2 separate regions of the Mus musculus genome follow, and region 2 is linked to region 1. The links are chromatin loops, found by intact Hi-C in ENCODE. Cell type or tissue: heart. All regions are shown on one strand. Each heading gives the region's core, and the rest is flanking DNA. Links, peaks and the distances in the headings are about the cores only. Region 1 has its middle 24 kb from the start of Gm34726. Region 2 has its middle 24 kb from the start of Gm11494.

The links. A loop is a pair of places that touch in the nucleus more often than their neighbours do. Peaks named below come from ENCODE experiments on the same cell type or tissue, not always from the same donor. Only the 100,000 strongest peaks of a DNase experiment are listed, where the experiment ranks them.
Region 2: a loop joins it to region 1, with 2.5 times the contacts of the local background. A loop is called at or near these places in 6 of 42 quality-filtered maps.

What each region holds. Positions count from the first base shown.
Region 1 is chr11:90,103,382-90,108,763 of GRCm38, forward strand. No RefSeq gene overlaps it. Among named protein-coding and RNA genes, the nearest start is that of Gm34726, 24 kb to the right of the region's middle. In heart, for the core only: no CTCF peak of the experiment used is centred there; a DNase peak (open chromatin) is centred at 2,890; H3K27ac peaks cover 244 bases.
Region 2 is chr11:90,165,136-90,170,517 of GRCm38, forward strand. No RefSeq gene overlaps it. Among named protein-coding and RNA genes, the nearest start is that of Gm11494, 24 kb to the left of the region's middle. In heart, for the core only: CTCF peaks have their summits at 2,799, 3,745 (motif pointing left) and 3,950 (motif pointing left); no DNase peak of the experiment used is centred there; H3K4me3 peaks cover 345 bases; H3K27ac peaks cover 344 bases.

The sequences.
Region 1 (5,382 bases), core at 86-5,085:
GCAGAATTTGATACACTTTATAATTATGAAAGGTCCTTTTAAATCCTAGATAAGGATGAGAAGAGAAAAAAAAAAAAAAGAAGCCGAGTGGATCAGATTACACTTTCTCCGTTCTCTGCTGTTGCAGGGCCAACCACCCCAAGACTGCTGACTTAAAGCAATAGCCATTACCAACTGCATGGTTTCTGTAAGTCAGAAGTCCAGGCCTAGGGCCCAGGAGGATAGCATCACCAATAAAGAGCTTGCCTTGCAAACACAAGAATCAGAGTTTGGTCCTCAGAACTTGTGGGGGGGTAGGGGTGGTAGAAAATACAGGTATGGGAGCATACACTTTTATATTAAATTTTCTATGGGATAAATTTGCAACATGTGTCTCTGTTCCATCTTTGCTTTTCCTTCCTTCCTCTCTCTTAGGAAAAGTAGAACAAAAAATTAAGAAAGTTAAAAAAATTCTATAAAACAAAACTCAAAACAGTTAAGGGACCAATAAAATACATACACACACACACACACACACACACACACACACACACACACACACACACTCACACACACATCAAAGAGTCCACAGAAATACCATTGAGTTCATGTTGTGTTTGGCCAACTACTCCTGGGTATGGGTCCTGCACTGGAATGTGGTTGATACGCTCAGTGACAATTGTATTGGAGAAAACTGATTTTTCCCACTGCCAGCCAATGGGCATCAATTACAAATAGTTTCTTGGTTAGGGGTGGGATCTCACATCTACTTCCTTCTTGCAGATTATAATACACATTTGTAATTGCATCTTTAGGGAGGCAGAGACAGGCAGATGCTTAGGATTCTCTGGCTACCCAGCTTAGCTAGCTTGGTTAGTTCCCAACCAGTCCTGAAAGAAAATAGAAGAAGCCTTTCTCAGTCCTGAATAGCTTTTGACAGTTAATGGTTGCAGGGCTGGGGAGTAATCTGTCTTTAGTGGTATCAATACTGATAGATTGCCCATGCTCCGGGAAATATACTACATATACCTACACATGCCCATTCAAGCAACCCTAATTAAACTCAGGGACACACACAAGCATAGCATAGCACAGCACAGCACAGCACAGCACAGTATGACATAGCTAGGTTCCTGAGCTCTGACTTCTCTCAGCTCTTAAAGACTGTTCTTTGGTTCTAGAAGCCACTCTCATGACCTTGCTACTTGGCCTCTCTCGTCAAAGTCTGTGACTTGTCTTCAAAGTCACGTAATAATAATAATAGAAGCAACAAAGTGAATCCTGTATTAAATTCCCTATTTCCACAAGACTAGAGTTTTTGAAGGAGTCTTCTGCCAGATAAACTGTATGTGTTGAAGATGGCAGAGCTGGAGCCGTGGACCTACCCAAGCTCCTTAGAGTCCAGAAGATAGTGAGTGACCTAGTTAGTATACAGTCTTACTCCATGGTTCCTGCCTCCAGGTTCCAGTCCTGACTTTCCTTAATAATGGATTGTGACCTTGGAAACACATGCTGAAATCAACTCTTTCCTCCCACAAGATGGTTTTGGTCAGAGTGGTTTATCCCAGCACCCTAATGAGTTGCCAAGCTTTCTCCTACCTACTTCATGTCACACAGAGCATTAAAAATGCTGTCACATATTTAATATCTAGGGCCATTGTTAGCATTCAGTCTAAACTCCACCTCACAATTACCTGGCAACAGCCAGGTAGGCCTGACCCACCATAAAAGGGGCTGCTTGCCCCCTCCTCCCTCTCTTACTCTTGCCTCTCTCTCTCTCTCTCTCTCTCTCTCTCTCTCTCTCTCTCTCTCTCTCTCTCTCTCTCTCTCTCGTGTCTTGCTCCTCCTCTCTCCATGTGGTCATGGCCAGCCTTACTTCTCTACTCTCTTCCTCTCTCTGCCTTTCTCTACCTCTACTACCCTCGTAACTCCCCTCCCTATGCCCTAAATAAACTATTCTATACTATACCGTTGTGTGGCTGGTCCCTCAGGAGGAAGGGATGCCTCAGCATGGGCCCACTGAGGCACCCTCTTCCCCAACATCTCACCACGCCCCCACAGAACATTTCTTATACCTCTTTATCTTTTTTATAAACATCAGTCATTAAATGAGTCAGCTCACAAGTGAAGTCTACTGACTAGAGCTCTCCATTCCTGAACCAGCTTTAGGCCCTCATTAGTACATCCACACACCACTAGCCTATTTCCACATACAGATTTGGAAACTTTTCTTGACTTAATCAGCTACTGAGTATCATAAGGTGTTCAGCTAATAACTATTTTCTGAATGTTCATTTCACACCCAAAGCTGAGCCTGAACATTAGGAAAACAGGTGAGGAAAACACCATTATCACTGAAAAAGCATCACACTTCAGATGCCTAGGGCTCTCTGGCTGGCCAGGCTAGCATACTTGGCTAATTCAAGTGAATCTCTATTGTTAGGATAGAGAAGCATGGCCCACCACACATCCCTAACTTAGGAAAATCTGATTCATAATGTTTATTTGACATACTGGTGGAGGAAATTGGAAGGGCAGCAGGTACAGATGTGCAGAAACTAGGATCAACAATTTTACCATGAAGAAATTGCAACAAGAAATACGCACCCAGGCTACACACCTGCCAGCCAGTCTGGTTTCCTTAACTGCAATGCATGCGATTAAAATCCCACTGTAGGCTCTGCTTTCAATTGCCCCATATCACCCATGACTCTATTGTGTTAACTTATCCTCCCTAGTAATTACCATTGTGTTTAGTAATCAACAGTACTGATTTACGCAAGCTACTTTCAAGTCAATCACTCTAGCACTTGAAAACAATAGCTTTGAATGGAGTTATTTCCTGGGAGAATGTTAAACGTTTCCGAGTTCAGATAGCCAAGGAAAGGCGGTTCCCCGCATGCAAGGAAAGAGAATGAAATGCTTTCTGGCAGCTGGACCAAGATAAAGTGTTCAGACAAGTCCTGTAGTGGGTTGGGAGTGAATGGGAGTAACTTGTTGTTTCCTGCCTAAAAGTGTACTGTTGGATACATTCAGCTTCTTTATAAAGCATGCCTCTAATTGCTGATATAAATCCTGATAGAGCCCCTCAAGGGATCAGACATAACTTTTAGCCATTCTGTCTGCAAACAATAGCAGGGCTGTGAAGGAAAGGTAGCTGGTGCGAATGACTTGGAGGGGAATTTGCTGGGGTCTGATTTATTGGCTAAGTTTCACGGTGCTCAGCTACCTACTCAGGAGTCTAGTTTCTAATCTCGGGTCTTTGATTTGCAAGGTCAGACTCTAAAGTCTCACGTATCAGACTCCAGGCTGACTCTGAAGTCTGTGTGTCACACGGTGATAGACGGTGTGTGATTTCCTAGCATAATTTAACAGGAAGTGGAAACCTGCCCTTGCTTAGGGAAAACCATGTGTTGAGTGCTTTTCGTTCTCTAAATGGATATGTAAAGAAGAAAACCTTTAAGTCAACACAAGTAGCTTCTGAAGACCTTCCCAAACCTGGGTGAGCAAAAAAGGGAGAGACTTCTTGCCTGTGGCTCAAGAAGGACTTTTACAAGGTGGTTCTTGGGAACATAGCCCAGGAAAAGGCTCAAGGGAGAATCAAATGTGAGATCTAGACACTGATTTAAACAGTGACCTGAGCAACAAGGAGTTTGGGTTTGTGAAGAAAGTGACTGGGAGCCACAAGAGTCCTTCCAAGACCTTCCCACCTTTTCTTACCCTAGACTTTCCTCCTAGAATTCCAGCAAGGGTCCCCATCGGCTCCTCCACAGGTGCCTGAGAGAATCTCCATAGGTGTTTGATCGTGTCCACTTACAGACATTTTTTAAAAAAGATTTATTTATTTCATATACATTAATATTAATTTAATATACATGCATATATACATAATATAATAATACATAATTCTACTTAATATACATATTTAATATATAAGTACACTGTCACTGTCTTGAGACCCACCAGAAGAGGACATCAGATCCTTACAGATGGTTGTGAGCCTCCATGTGGTTGTTGGGAATTGAATTTTTAGGACCTCTGCACATTTCGGTCAGCCCCACTCACTCCAGTCAACTCTGCTCGCTCAGTCCCTGCTTGCTCTGGTCCAAAGATTTATTTATTATTATACATAAGTATGCTGTAGCTGACTTCAGACACACCAGAAGAGGGCGTCAGAGCTCATTACAGATGGTTGTGAGCCTCTATGTGGTTGCTGGGAATTGAATTCACATCCTCTAGGAAGAGCAGTCAGTGTTCTTAAGCATTGAGCTATCTCTCTATCCACCACCATCCCCCCTTTACAGACATTTTAACATGACTATATCTTTCTTCAACAGGAGTAATTAAATAAGATACTGAAAATTTTTATCCTGTGAAGTCTAGTTTACCTTTAAGTCCACCTAACCTGGTGTAGTTGAAATATCTTCTATTGAAAATCTTTTTCCCTTAGGGTTTAATCCTTGAAAAATAAATAAAACATCAGAAAAGCAAACCAATTGTTCTAGTTAGCTTTTTATCAACTTACCACAGAGTCGTCTAGAAAGAGAGAACGTGCGCTGAGATCATGCCTTCATCAGATTGGCCTGTGGGTCATTTTCTTATCCAATGACTAGTGTGGAAGGGCCCAGCCTACTGTGGATTGTGTCACCCCTAGGTAACAGCCTTGGGCTGTAAAAGAAAACAGGCTGAGTGTAATACCCAAAATTAATCTATAAGCCCCACCTGCCCCAGGAACCAGGTAACTTCCTAGAATGCTGGGAGTTGTTGTTCTCAGAAAAAAACAAAGCCTCATGGGAAAGTATATAGGTTTGTCCTTATAAACTCCTGCAACATGAGGCTCAAGGGTATTCTCAACTGGAAAATTCCAGGGAGTGGTCCTGACCAAAAGTCCATCCCTTGATCAGTACTTAATATTCCCAAATTTGGCCCAAAATGGTGGAGTCAGTTTTTCTAGCAATTCTCTGGATTAACACTAAGCGAGCCATTAAGAGCAAGCCAGCAAGTAGCATTTGTCAATTGCCTCTGCATCGGTAGGAACTGAAGGACCTTCCTCACAAATGAGATTAGTGTTTTTCAGGAAAACAAAACAAGAGAACCAAAAGGAAAAAGCAAGCAAACAAAAGAACTTGAGAAAGCTTGCTCATCCCTGCCTCAAAAGGACACAGCTAAAAGGTACCATCATTGAGAAGGTCTAGCCCCTCAGTCTCTTGGCAGCTTGACCTTGAACTCTCCACCTCTGCAAGTATGCTCAATAACCTCTGTTGCTTATAATATTCAGTCTAAGGTATTTTGCTGTAAGGTCACACATTCAGACTAATGCAGACACCCAAGTCTGAAGCTTCTATTATCTTAAAAAGGAATGCTGTTTCATCCTCTATCTCCCTGAGAAGGCAAGCAACAAAT
Region 2 (5,382 bases), core at 259-5,258, 62 kb after region 1:
ATCGTTAAGTGAGATGGCATAAAGCAGTATAGAGTGAAAAGGAATTGAGCTTATTAAAACTTACAAGAAACATCTGACTTACTTACTGATGATGGCCAAGGCTCTGACCACAAGAATAGTTCACTATGTAACTATTATACATCTGAATCTCTTAGCAATAGGGGAGACTTCTAGAAATATATGGAAGACATAGGCATATTCCGACTGTCTCGGTTCTAATATCCCTGACAGGTCAGACAAGCTACACATCGTTATTTTGTACTCTAGAGAACTCTGGGCTGGAAAAGCAGCTGTTTAAATGGGAGTCCAGAAGAATAAAACTTCTAGAAAATAGTAGCAGATTCCATCTCCTCAGAACACCTGCAGGGAGCATCTGATCTGAAATGCTGTGCATTGAAAAGTCACGCCCACGATGTTGACCCTTACTGTGAACACCTACATCATCCCAGAGCCTAGAATGAAGGACTGTGTCAAATGTTCAAAGAAGTGAACTTCTCTAAACAGATAGGCAAAATGTAACCCGAATCAGCAAGCAAGCCAGGCAAAAATTATGTAGACAGGACACAGAAAACATGGGAGTTGCAAGAAAGACGCTTTGCCCTCCATGCAACCAGAAAGCTATTTTATCCCTGTGGTATAGAATGGCTGGTGAATGTTAAGTCAAGAGAACCTTCTACTCAAGTTTAAGTTGCCATCTCTATGGCATTATTGCACCCCCCCTCCCCATTGCTGCAAAACTGCTGTAAAAGAAGGGATAGCAGAAATCAAAAGTAATATTTAGAAAATATCCTGCAGCATTGACAAAGTCATGAAAACACTACAAGGTTCCATACCTGTGTTTTTTCCCATGAAAGTATCTTACATGTGTTTTAAAATAAAGGTGAGGACCGGTCCATTCACACTATTTACCCTGGAGTCCACATGAATGCTTCACTCCTAACCAAGGGAGAAACCCCTCTTCCTCATGGTGACAAATAGCCACACAAATGCCATCTCCTCAGCTTTGCCTGTCTAACCGTTGTCTACTGTGTTTAGCTCTTACTTGGGTCTTAGTCCAGAGTTCTGTGTTCTCTTCACAGATAATTATGGTTACATTCCATTTCTTAAACAGTTATGTCTACAACTGCCCATATTTATGAAAAACTGATGGTTTGTGGGAATAAAAAGCAGTCTATTCAAAGCAAGAGTTAGCTTTCAAGGGGACATATATATGGCTTTCTGTTTCTTGGCATTTGGTTCTCTTAATGTGTTATCCAATATGTAGTGTATGTAGTCACATTCTCTTCTTATCAAAGCGGGACGTTAAATAATAAGAAACCATTACTTCCACAGACCATAGAGAAGAGTAATGAGTCTATAGAAACAATGAAGACAACTGGAGACAGATGCATACACAAACTAAATGCAGAGGCATGAAAGGGTAGTGGCTGACGATACCTAAAAGCATCCCCCAAAATGTAGTGACTGACGCAGGTTAGGAAGAACTTGTGGGCAACTGGAAAGGGCGTGTGCAGAAGGAAGGTGTGTGAACTACAAGCGTCGAGACACACAAACAGCTGGAGTCTAAGGATGATGCACAAGGCAGCGTGATCTTGGGAAATCAGCAGGGGATGTGGGAAGAGCAGGCAATGATGCGACTGTGATGGTCTCCCCATGGCAGACGTCTTACTAGTCTGTGAGTGATGGAGATCCAACAAGGGTTGATAAACACATGAGTGACCAAAAAAAGTCTGATGCATCAGAAAGATGGGTTGGAAGGAGAAATCTGTGAGTTACAGCATATATAAACTATAGTTTAGCTCCATTGGTCATCACCGTCGATACTGAATGGAGTGTATCTTCTTTATTATGTGCCCCTGACTGCCTGAATCTAATGTTGAATTTGACTTGCAGAAGAGTATCCCGGATAGCACAATATACAACTCAATACAATATTCAGGAGCAATAGTTTCACATCGAGGAACTGGAATAATTGATCACTTTCATCTCAGACACCCCTGGGTCTCCACTGCCACGGGTAGTCTCTGTTCCCCAGCCGTATATGAAATGTATCCATTGCCTTTTTGTCAAAGCCTAGTGAAATTTGGAGATCCTGATTGGAGGGCGAATCGCAAAGCATTGTTGGTTTCCGAGAAAACTTTTTGTTTCTCCTTCCTCCCCAAGGCTTCCGGGCAGAGCTCCGGTTTCAGGTAGAAGGTAAGATGTAACTTCAACACCTCATCCCCCGAGAAGGAACCCCTAAGGTCTTCCTGGCAATGCTCTCAGTTGGCTCAACGAGGTAGTTAATGGGGTCCAGACAAAGCAATAAGTGAAGAAGATGCATTTGTCTAGAGGAGCTGTGTCCACACAGGCTAACTTATTTCACGGGAAAAGCATGTGAGTGGATATGCGTGTTCCTGTATGAAGAGTTCAGAGCTTGTCTTCAGGTATCTTGCTCAATATCCTCCATCTTAATTTTCCTAGGCAGCATCTCTCACTGAGCTAAAAGCTCATTGATCCATACAGCCTGACTGGTCAGCAAGCTCCTGGCTAGGGATCCTGCTGTCTCTGTCTTCCCAGCTCTGGATTAACAGGCACAAATTGCTGCGCACGGCTCTTTAGTTACGTGGATGCTGGGAATCTGATGTGGGTCCTCGTGCTTATGTGACAAGAACTTTACCAAATTTTTGAGCCATCTCCCCAACTCAATCCAAAGTGTTTTTTAAAACCCAGTAAATGAGTTATGAATTGTTGAGCAAATTGGGGGTGGGAGATGGCTTTTCCAAAGGAACAGTACTCTGCTCACTCTCGCCCTCCAATGGGCGTTTCTTGGTACTGCAGTCAGGAGAAGCCTGAAGAGGCTGATAATGCCTCAACCCACATCCTCTTTTTATCTTCAGACTAAATAGCGCCCGTGAGCAACCTCTCCTGAAGGTTTTCTCAACACAGGAGAGGAAATAAAGACGATAGGAGAGTCGGGGTGGCTCAGCCAAGATATTTGTGCCAGAAGAGGAATTCACACCTACATGTCCTATTCTTTGTCCAAAACTCAGATACAGTCCTTGGCATGCAAAGTAATCGCCTCCCCCACTCCTCCCCTGCCCCAGCACCTCAGCAGAGAAACTCAAATCAACAGAGCTATAGATTTTAGACTCTCTGGGATAATCTCAACCACTTGTGACAACACCTCCATAATGGTCAAACGATGGGACTGATTTGTGAACACGCCAGTGTGACAAACCCTTGTCGCAGGTCTGCTGGGCCTGACCTGAGGCTGGGAATGAGGGTAGAGTGAGTAATTACTGTCTGAGGCCTCCACAGTCCAGACAGCAAGGCACCCTAGAATAACAGTTTGTGTGTGCTCTAGTCCTGGGCTGTGCAGGGTTCTGAGATTCAGAGGCCAGGAAGCTGAACCGCGAAGGGAACCATTTAGGATTCAGAACTGTGGCCAGGAGCTTTTCAGAGGAGGAAGAAAGGACAACCGAAGCAAGCTGGGAAACTGGTGACACGGGAGGGAGGGAGCCAGTTTTCTGGGGCCAAGTGGGCATAGCCTAGTTTTGCCAGCTCTACTGGGCCAAATATTTTCTTAGGATAGACCCAAGGTTTCCAAACCCGAGTTTGTATAGTTAGAACCCAGCGATCTAGTTAAAGTTGGCTTATTTTGTTTCCTGACATTAAAAAAAAATAATAAATAATAATAAAAAAGGCTAAACAGCAAAATTCTCACTCAGAGGGCGCCCTCTCTTGGTAGAAGATCACACATAGCCTTCTTTCTAAAAAACATATTTGCCTCTTGTACACTAACACATACACACACACACATCCAGATTAAAATCTACAGTTTGTTTTGGGGTTTTTTTTGAAGGGGGGTGGCTGGAGAGATGGCTTAGTGGTTAAGAGCACCAACTGCTCTTCCAAAGGTCCTGAGTTCAATTCCCAGCAACCACACGGTGGCTCACAACCATCTGTAAAGAGATCTGATGCCCTCTTCTGGTGTGTCTGAAAACAGCTACAATGTGCTCATATAAATAAAATAAATCTTAAAAAAAAAATCTACAGTTGTATCCTTGCATCATCTTAAAAAGATAGCAGCCCTCTAGAGAGATCCCTTCAGTGGGCAGTAGGAGATGAGGGAGAAAATGGCCTAGACTAGAGAACAAGATTCCACAGGCTTCTGATCTGGAGCCTTTGAGCCTCTGTTTATGCAATTAGTGTGAGATGTACTAAAAAACCTAAGTCCCTGCTTCCCTGGACAGTCCTGGGCTTCTAAATTTATGGCTTGCCGTATCTTGGCTGACTATAAAGTGCTTGGTTACTCGGGCCATGTTTGCAGGAGTTGATGACTCTGACTCTAGCAGAGAATCTGCCCCAGGAGAAAAATATTGTTTCTGGCTGTGGCCGCTATAGTCTCTGATTTTCCACAGCGGCCAGAGATAATTGGCCCAAATGATTTCCCCTTTTCCTCCTTCTCACGATTTTCTCACAGTAAAAGGCCTGTTTGGAGACGGTAAATAACTGGCCTGTACCCAGCAGGACTGCAGCGGGCTGCAGAGGTTGCACCCTGACGCCCACTCAAACCCGCAAAGCTCCTGAAGAACAAATATGAAAGATGCGTTTTGGGTACAGCGAGGGATTTTTGAGGACATCTTACTGAAGGGCTTTCATACTTTTTCTAGCTTGCGTTGAAATGGGTTAGATGTATTCAGGATAGGCCAGATGATAAGAGTCCGGAAGTGAGCTTGTGGTGTGGCGGTTTCTTAGGATTTGGAAATTCCCCGCACAGTTTATTCCAGCAAGTGCCTAACACTAGGGAAGACCAGTACAGTAGCTGCGCGGGGAGATTGGACCCGGTTGCGATCGGCTGGAGGTCATATCAAGAAAAGACAACTTACTGTTTCAATTGCTACCCAAAACGTCATTGCTGGCATAAAGAATCGGGGAACTAGGAACATACATTACCATCCAGAACCTGTTATTGTCTATCGTCGGGTTTCCTGCTCCCAAAGGGAAGGAAAAATCCGACCACAATGCTAAGGTTTACCTGGCTTGTGGTCTCCTGATGCCCTCTCCTGGCCAGTATGGCACAGTGCGGCTGTTTGCATGGAGAATAGCGCTGTGTGTGTGGAGCTAGTAAGTGTTAAATGATAGTAAGAGAAAAAGAAAGACCTGGGATAAGAAAGAGGGAAAGAGTCAGGGCCCAGGGACACGGGCTTATAGGACAACACACAAGTCTGAGTCCACAGAGCTTAATATAGTGCAGCTAGAAGGCCAAGAAATGTATAATAAAATACAGCCCTTAGTATTTGCAGATAATAAAGTGGATTCATGAATAAGAGAGCAGGGGAGAAAGGAAAAGAAAGCATGGGAGGGAGGGAGGGAGGGAGGGAGGGAGGGGAGGAGGGA